Linked DNA regions of Homo sapiens: region 1 is linked to region 2. Evidence: read pairs that join two places in POLR2A ChIA-PET (ENCODE). Cell type or tissue: PC-9. All regions are shown on one strand. Each heading gives the region's core, and the rest is flanking DNA. Links, peaks and the distances in the headings are about the cores only. Region 1 has its middle 25 kb from the start of LINC00111. Region 2 overlaps RIPK4 (receptor interacting serine/threonine kinase 4).

Region 1 (4,392 bases), core at 325-4,324, 110 kb before region 2:
CTGACTCAAGCTACAGTCATTGAGGTCAGAGAACCAAGGGTCACACCAGACATCACGAAGATCCAACTAGTGGCCGGAGAGAGTCACTGGGGGTGATAACCAGGCCTGTCTCCCAGCCAGCGAGGGAGTCAGGGCCTCCCAACAGAGCTAAGCGGTGCCAAGGGACCAGGTCGAGGACAAAAGGTTTATTTGATGTGAGGCATTAGCACCTACTAGCACCTTACTGTAGGGAGTTTTGTTGCATTTTTTAATTCAAAATATTTTAAAAATAATTTTATTGAGCCGTAATTCATATGCCATAGAATTCACCCAGGTAAACCGTACGATCCAATGGTGTTTAGTATAGTCACAAAGTTACACAATCATTGCCACAGTCAATTTTATCTTTATTATTATTATTAGTTTTTCTTTCCAACTTTTGTTTTCGGTTCAGGGGGTACCTGTGCAGACTCGTTCCCTGAGTAAATTGTGCATCGTGGGAGTTTGGTGTACAGATTATTTCATCACCCAGGAACCAGCATGAGACGCAGTAGGTAGCGTTTTGATCCTCACCCTCCTTCCACCGTCCACCCTCAAGTAGACTCCAGCACCTACTGTTCCTTTCTTTGTGTCCATATGTGCACAGGGTTTAGTTCTCACTTCTAAGTAAGAACATGTGGTATTTGGTTTTCTGTTCCTGCATTAATTCACTTAGGATCATGGCCTCCAGCTCCATCCATGTTGCTGCAAAGGGCATGATCGCGTTCTGTTTATGGCTGCACAGTATTCCATGGCATATATGGACCACATTTTCTTCATGCAGTCCACTGTTGATGGGCATCTAGCTTGATTCCCTGCCTTTGTTACTGAGAATAGTGCTGGGATGAACATACAAGTGCATGTGTCTTTATGATAGAAGGATTTATATTTCTAAAGGATTTATATTTCTTTTCTTTTCTTTTTTCTTTTTTTTTTTTTTGAGATGGAGTTTCGCTCATGTTGCCCAGGCTGGAGTGCAATGGCATGATCTCAGCTCACTGCAACCTCCACCTCCCAGGTTCAAGTGATTATCCTGCCTCAGCCTCCTGGGTAGCTGGGATTACAGGCGTCCGCCATCAAGCCCAGCTAATTTTTTGTATTTTTAGTAGAGACGGGATTTCACCATGTTGGTCAGGCTGGTCTTCAACTCCTGACCTCAGGTGATCCACCTGCCTTGGCCTCCCAAAGTGCTGGGATTACAGGCATGAGTCACGGCACCCGGCCAGAAGGATTTCTATTTCTTTGGGTACATACCACAGTCAATTTTAGAACACGTTCATCACTTCAAAAAGATGCCCTGCACCCTCTAGGCATCACCTCCTCAGCCCCACCATTCCTTCCCCCAGCCCCTGGCACCACTAAGCTCCTTTCTGTCTCTATGAATTAGCCTATTCTGGGCGCATAGATAGAATCGTTCAGTATGTGGCCTTTTGTGTCTGGCTTCTTTCATCCAGCATGATATCTTCAAGGTTCGTGTGTGTTGTGGCATGTGTCAGAGCTTCCTGCCTTCTTATGGCTAATGTTCCATTGTGCAGATATTCCATTGCGCGAATATGTCCTATGGGTAGATGCTCTGTTTCTACCAAGGCCCAGCAGGCTGCCCAGGGAAGGGGCCCTGTGAATGGAGTGCAATTCTCTGCTGCACCTGTGCTGGCCTTGCTCCAGGTCTCTAGCCGTCGGCCCTGCAACACCCTCGTTGGTCGTGCTGGAGGCCCCCCCTGACATCTTCCTCTTCCTCAACTACCTCTAGGGACGAGGAACCTGCCAAGTCCTATGGTCCTGGCAATAGGGTTGCTTGTGCCAGAGCCTCAACCTGCCACACATTTCCTTTCTTTGAGCTCTGCTCAAAGCTAGCAGCCTTCCACTTCGCCTGATTGGTGGGTCAGAGAGGTATTCCAAGGTGCAGCACATGCTGCCTTCAAAATCCAAAAAGGCTGCCAAGCACTGTGCTTCCTTCTTAATGGTAGGAGGTGCAAGGTGCAATAGCTTGTACTTTACTTTGGAAGGAATGTTCTGGCAGGTCCCAAACCATTCTAAAAAATTAACCAATGCAGCTGGCCCCTGAAGCAATACAGAGTTTATCTACTCCCCTTTGGAATGCACATGTCTTGCCAAGGAATTCAGAATACAGGACTTGTCCCTTCCTGCTCCTTAGGTCTAATCAACATGGGGTTCATATAATGGGCCACTGTGGTGTTCTGCAGACTGTCCGGGTGGTCTGGGTCACCACCAGCTATATTGCAACAGAGCAGAATTAATGGAGTCCTGGGGAGAGATGGTGCATGTGTATTGTTGTCTATCTCATGTAAATAAAAACTGCCTCTGATCCTTCTCTCTGGTGGGTATTGAAGCCAGATGGTTACAAATGTCATACCAGAGGCTAGAGTGATCTCTGGCATAGACCCCACACCCAGCCCAACAGCTGTGATTGGAAGGGTCTACTGTCGCGGACATGACCCACCCAGCTTCGGCAAAGGCTGGGCTGGTGAATTGGATGGTGTATTAGTCCGTTTCCATGCTGCTGATAAACACATACCCGAAACTGGGCAACTTACAAAAGAAAGAGGTTTAATGGACTTACGGTTCCACGTGGCTTGGGAGGCCTCACAATCATGGCAGAAAGCAAAGGCACTTCTTACATGGTGGCGGCAACAGAGGGAATGACAGCCAAGGGAAAGGGGTTTCCCCTTATCAAACCATCAGATCTCATGAGACTTATTCACTACCACGAGAACAGTATAGGAGAAACCACCCCCGTGATTCGATTATCTCCCACCAGATCCCTCCCACCACATATGGGAATTAAGGGGGTAAAATTCAAGATGAGATTTGGGCAGGGACACAGAGCCAAACCATATCAGATGGGAATATGATGACAACCACCATCCCTGTGTTAAATTAAGTTTATACATTGCAAACAATGCTATTCACTGTCTCATATAAAAATGAAATGTAGGCCGGGCGCAATGGCTCACGCCTGTAATCCCAGCACTTTGGGACCCGAGGCAGGTGGATCAAGAGGTCAGGAGATCGAGACCATCTTGGCTAACATGGTAAAACCCCATCTCCACTAAAAATACAAAAAAAATTAACCAGGTGTGGTGGCGGTTGCCTGTAGTCCCAGCTACTGGGGAGGCAGAGGCAGGAGAATGGTGTCAACCTGGGAGGCGGAGCTTGCAGTGAGCCATGATCACGTCACTGCACTCCAGCCTGGGCGACAGAGCGAGACTCAGTCTCAAATAAATAAATATAAATAAATAAATAAATAAAAAATAAAAATGAAATGTAGCTCATTCACACTGCCAAATCTCTCTCATATTCTCCTTAATATTTGATGATGGCATGATTCCGGTTATTACCTTGACTCATTTTGAAATGATAAATAATATACTTAACTCTCACTTCTTCTTTCCTCAGTTTTGCACAGTAGCTTGATTCTCCTCCGTGTAAGTTGATCAGCGTTTCCCTCGTGCAATTTACTTCATCTTTTCTCACCTCCAGTTGCACCATTTCTTCCCAGTTTCTTACTGTGGTAACAATACTACCACAAAATTGACCATCTTAACATTGTTAAATGTAGTGTTTAGCAATACTAAATACATTCATAATGTCATGTAACAGTCACCCCATCTACCTCCAGAATTCCTCTTTATCTTTTAAAGCTGAAATCGTATATCATTAAATAATTGCTCCCCATTTCCTCCTCCCCTCTGCCCCTGATCATCACCATTCTACTTCCTGCCTCTATGAATTTGATACCCTAGGTACCTCAGGTAAGTGAAATCGTGCATTATTTGTTTTTCTGTTACTGCCTTATTTCACATAGCATAATGTTCTCAAGGTTCATTCATATTGTAACAAATGTCAGAACTTCCTTTTTAAGGCTGAATAAAATTCCATTTTTAGTATATGCCACACACACACACACACACACACACACACACGGATTAAAAAAAAAAAAAAAACACTTTACCTTCCAGAACCTGAGTTACAACCACTGGGTGGGTCAGAGGACCCAATGTACCTGCTGTGTGAGATGAGCCGAGAACTGGAAACTTCATGTATTACTTCACCTCATACACCCTCACCCTAGCAAGGAGCCGTGAAGGCGCTTTGAATCTCTAGATGTCAGAATTAATTCAGACTCTAAATCCAACAGCCCCCAAAAGATCTGGACATGCTCCTTTTCCAGTGGACTACCTGAAAAATGGCTCCAGGGCCCTCCAGGAAAGGCCTGGGGAATCGCTGCAGCTTTTCTCATGGTGAGATTACGGCATCTCATTGTGGGGACTTGGCTTCTCCATTCCATGGGTTCCTGCTCAGGTCTGGAAACTGGCAAAGGACTGTGACTTTCTACCAGTCAAAAGATATTAA
Region 2 (4,392 bases), core at 167-4,166:
AGAGATCCGACCTCCTATAGCAGGAAACCCAGCAGCTCCATGTCCACACACAGGCCACGCAAGGCAGCTGGCTGGGGTGGCCTCCAGACAATTCCCCCAGAATCCAGCGTCCAGCCCAAGTCCCTGCCTATAACCCAGTGTCCGCTGCCACAGCAGGGGGCTCTTCTGGAGCTCGGACACAGGCCTGCTCCTCCCAGTGACAAACCCGGGAGCAGGTGCTGGGAAATCACTCAGTGGCTCCCATTTCCTCGCCTGCTGGTGAATCCAAAACAGTGCCAACAGAACGCATCCATTTCTTAATGATCTGACCGCCCCTGCGAGAGTTCAGCCCCTCCTAGGCTTCCCTTACCATAGTGAAAACACTTTCCCTGCAGGAAAGGCCAGCAGGAACCCCTGGATCCTACTGTTTAGCTCTTGCTGTGGAAATTCCCATACATCGGACAGGTACCAAAGGCTCGGAGATCTCAGCCTGTCTGCCCCCCAACAATGCAAGCCCTGCAGCTAGGGCTCTGCGTCTCAGGACATAGCCCACTGGTTCTCAATTAGAGGCAACTTCACCCCCCAAGAAACACTGGGCAATGTCTGGAGAGATTCTGGCTGTCACAACTAAAGGATGCTACTGAACATCCTACAATGCATAAGACAGCCCCAAGGCTAAGAATTACTCAGCCCCAAATGCCAACGGTGCCAAGTTGAATAACCCCGATGTAAATCAAGTGAGTGCATTTTCAGCCAATAAACTACTACTGTCCAGAATCACCACTTCAGTATTCCCAGCACTCACCTGACCTATATTTTAAGCAGTTCTGTGTATTGGCAAGTGCTCGCTTGAATCCACCATATGTCAGAACTAAGGACAAGAGGTCCCTTTCCCGCCTTCATGGTGTTTACGTGTACCCTCTAAGGAAGAAGATGGCGAACTACCCCCAAAAGAGAAGTGTGGTTGAAAAATCTAAGCCTCTTGAAAGGAAGGTCCAGGGAGCTATGGAGAATCAAGAGAGATCCAAAGTCAGAAGTCAGCATAGGAAAGGGCCCCTGAGAGAATCGGGAAGGCTGAGACCTGCGCAGAGTCCAGGGGCACCCGGGAGGCCAGCAGAGCGGAGCAGTCGCTGTGGATCCCCTTGGGCTTGGCAAAGCAGAGAGGGGAAGCCAGCAGAGCACACACACTCTGTTGGAAGAATCTGCAGGATGGGTCCATTGACTGCATGTGGAGGGGAGAAGCTTGCAGGACCTCTCTGGAGCTGCACCAGGGGTCACTAGGCAGCTCTCTACGGTGGACGCGGGAGCACCCCAGGAGGAGCAGCTGGGGGGTGTGGGGGGTGGGCAGGTCGAGTGTGTCTGAATACACTCAAGGAGCAAAGAATCCCACTGGCCTTGGGAACAAGTGAAGCAAGTATCAGGAATGAACGTGAAATTATTATGAGACAAAACTTAGGGGAGCACGGCCTGCTTTCCTAGCGCTCTGGTTAAATGACCAACTAATGGAAAACAAGATGCCCACCAGTGTGCAGTGCTAGCCTGTGGGGGTCCCTGGGCTGAGCTGAAAGCTGCCCCATCACCAGCATACCATCGGCTGCTTCCTCCCTCTCCAGGGGAAATCCCTCTCCCTGCAGCCACAGGCTTGGGCCAGGCTCTGGGACCCATCAAGGGATGGGGGGTGCAGATCAGATCGTGGGACTCTCAACCCTGTCCCCAGTCTCAGTGAGCATTGGGAAAAAAGGAAGACGAGGACCTGATGCCAACGTCAAGCATCAGCTAAAATGAAACCGGTCACCAAAGAAGGAAAATGACACCTCTCAGCTCCCAGCCTTTCTCCTCCTCTGGGAACACCGGTTGGCTGAGGCCCTCATTTGTTATTTAAAGGAATACCAGCACAACTTCCAACCCGGCAACTGCCACTAACTTCCAAACCATCGGACTGGGACATGGTACCAGCTGCTGCTTCTCTTTTATGTCTTGTTAAGAATCAGAGTTATGATTTGTCTGTTTCCGATTGCTCAAATGTGGCCAGCTTGCCGCCCCTCCCCTACCAGTGTGGCCTCCCTCCTCCGGACACTCTGCCCCGGGGCGCTGGCGAAAGTCCTTCCGTAGGACTCAGACCCACATCCACTGTGCAACCGTGTGAGGCACACCCTCCTCGCCGGAGGGTTTTGAGGAAATGACAATTCGGGTGTTTAGAGGCCAGCCATTCGCAAGGGTCATTTTTCCACATTAAGTAGACATTCTGAGAGTGAACTCTCTAAGCCAAAGCTGACTGATAATAAACACGTATTCTGAGAACAATGTCAATCAAAGGAAGGCTGAGTAGCTTATTAAGTGGAAGCTCTGAGCCACTCCACAAATAGTGTTTTCTTTTATTTGCCCAAAGGGCTTAATACATAAAACCCCGGTGACTTCTGATTGCAGAGTGAGCTCATTGGCGACTCTAACAGCTACGGGCTGGCAGCAGTGCACACCCCTCCCCAGCGCACCGAGTTCAGCAAGTACTTTACTCTCCCTGCCCCGGGCTCTTTCTGCAGAACGGAGACCCCATTTACCTTACTTTAAAAGAAACAACAAACAAACAAAAAAGGGCCACTGCTGCTAGTTGGCTCCTGAAAGCGGATCCCGGCTAGAATCTCCTAACGGAGTCCACCCCAGCTTTGCGCAACTGCCTGAAGGGAGCCCGGCACGACTTCCCCCTTCCATGGGCCACACATTTGAGGGCACTTTCTCGAGGAAAATCAGCTGTCCTGGAAAAAAAAAGTCATTGTTTCCGTGGACAAAAGTGTTGTGACAGCATGATCCAAACTGGCTTGGGGTAGACAGGATTCCAGCTGAGGAAGGGGGTCCCGGGACCGCCCTGTGGGAGATCTGAGGCCCAGGAGTGGGGGTGGGGCGGCTCCCTTGCCTACCAGCCTGGATTTCGCTCAGAAGCACCAGCATGTCCTCAGAAACTTTCCACACTGTTTACCATCCAGTAACCACTGGGCCAAAACCCACACGACCCCGCCTTCCAGCCCCTCTCCAGGTGCTCCCTAGGCGCACATCTGGGAAACTCCAGCGGCTTTAGGAAGCTCCAGCCCTTCTGGGGTCGGGTGTCGCCCGGCGGCATTTGCAATTCAATAAGCCTGAAAGGGCCTCTTTGCAACAAGCTGCAAGAAGAGGCTTTTCTGATCAGGGAGGTTAAGAAGTGCTCAGGTACTCGAAGCACAGAAAGAACCCACCAATTGCTTTTGAGCAATGGCACTATTTTTTTTAATACATTTTTTTCTCCTAAGCAGTGTTTCTGGCTTATTTTAATGATTCTGGCTTATTCTGATGACCACACAAAAGGAACTGTAGATTTATTACTATTATCATTTTAACACGTGGAGAGATGCCGAATCCAGCCTAGGTGCTGGGGTGGCGGCCAGGGAGCACAGAACATCACACAGTCACATTCGCACCGTCTCCAAATCGCATTTCTTACTGTTGACAGTGAAGTCAACGTTTCTGGGTTGACCAGAAGCCCCTCTCGTCGGTGTTAATTAAAACACAACCTAAAAACTGTGCCTTGCTCCAAGCGCAGCTACGCTTAGGCACAGTTCAGAGGGGGTGGCATCCTATTCCCCTCTCCTTCGCTGCTGGTGAAAGCGTTGCTAATTCTGCTTCCACGCAGGAACGGGAAAAGCCCCCCCTCCCCCGCAAAAGTGTCCTGGGTCCTGTTTTGGGTTCCACATGAAAAATCTCTGGGCATTAATTAGGATTAACTTGGGGTTCAACTTTTTAAAGATACGGTGAGTAGCACTTAGATGAATTCGGTTTTCTCCTCATTTAGGGCTAGCCAAAGTGTATTTCGCCCTCCCAGGGAGGCCAATGGAGTAGCGAGAAATACGAGAAATATCATCACACCAATCATCTCTAAAAGGAACTTCTAAAGAAGTCCCAAGGTTCTTCTCCAGGCTCAGAAATTCCAAAGACCTGTGGACCAGGCCAGCTGCGGTTTCCCCTGCAAGCACGCATCCTGGAAAGGGGGAAAGAACTGCCCCGGGACATGGTCTTGTGCAAGCGGAGAAGCAATAAACGAAGGGAAAAGTGAGAAGCAGGGAGGTGGGGGAGACGGTGAGACCGCTCAGGTAACAAAGAGCTCCGAAGGAGAAACCTAGCAACTACCTTCAGGAAAATGCAGCCGGAAAATGTGTTTCATCATCTGTTAGCTGATGCCTCTCAGCGAGGCCTTCTGCACACCAATCCAATTATGTTCCCAGGGAGCCTCGGAGGGGTTCCCACACGGCTATTTTTAAAACTGACAAGAAACGGGCTTGTCCAATCGTCAGCTCTGTTGTTACAAACCTGGGGTTTGCTCAGGCTCGCCCCGACCAGCCAGGGCTGAATGTGGCAGGAGCGTCTCCCAGCCGGCGCCCCGCAGGC

The links. Peaks named below come from ENCODE experiments on the same cell type or tissue, not always from the same donor. Only the 100,000 strongest peaks of a DNase experiment are listed, where the experiment ranks them.
Region 1: POLR2A ChIA-PET joins it to region 2 with 5 read pairs; 8 of 35 experiments call an interaction of 5 or more read pairs at or near these places.

What each region holds. Positions count from the first base shown.
Region 1 is chr21:41,652,009-41,656,400 of GRCh38, forward strand. No RefSeq gene overlaps it. Among named protein-coding and RNA genes, the nearest start is that of LINC00111, 25 kb to the right of the region's middle. In PC-9, for the core only: no CTCF peak of the experiment used is centred there; a DNase peak (open chromatin) is centred at 2,103; H3K27ac peaks cover 561 bases.
Region 2 is chr21:41,759,451-41,763,842 of GRCh38, forward strand. All of the region lies in intron 1 of RIPK4 (receptor interacting serine/threonine kinase 4), which reads right to left. Among named protein-coding and RNA genes, the nearest start is that of RIPK4, 5.4 kb to the right of the region's middle. RefSeq lists enhancers at 876-1,510, 1,511-2,145, 2,146-2,780, 2,781-3,414, 4,116-4,392 and 1 more. In PC-9, for the core only: no CTCF peak of the experiment used is centred there; DNase peaks (open chromatin) are centred at 2,231 and 4,141; H3K4me3 peaks cover 4,000 bases; H3K27ac peaks cover 4,000 bases.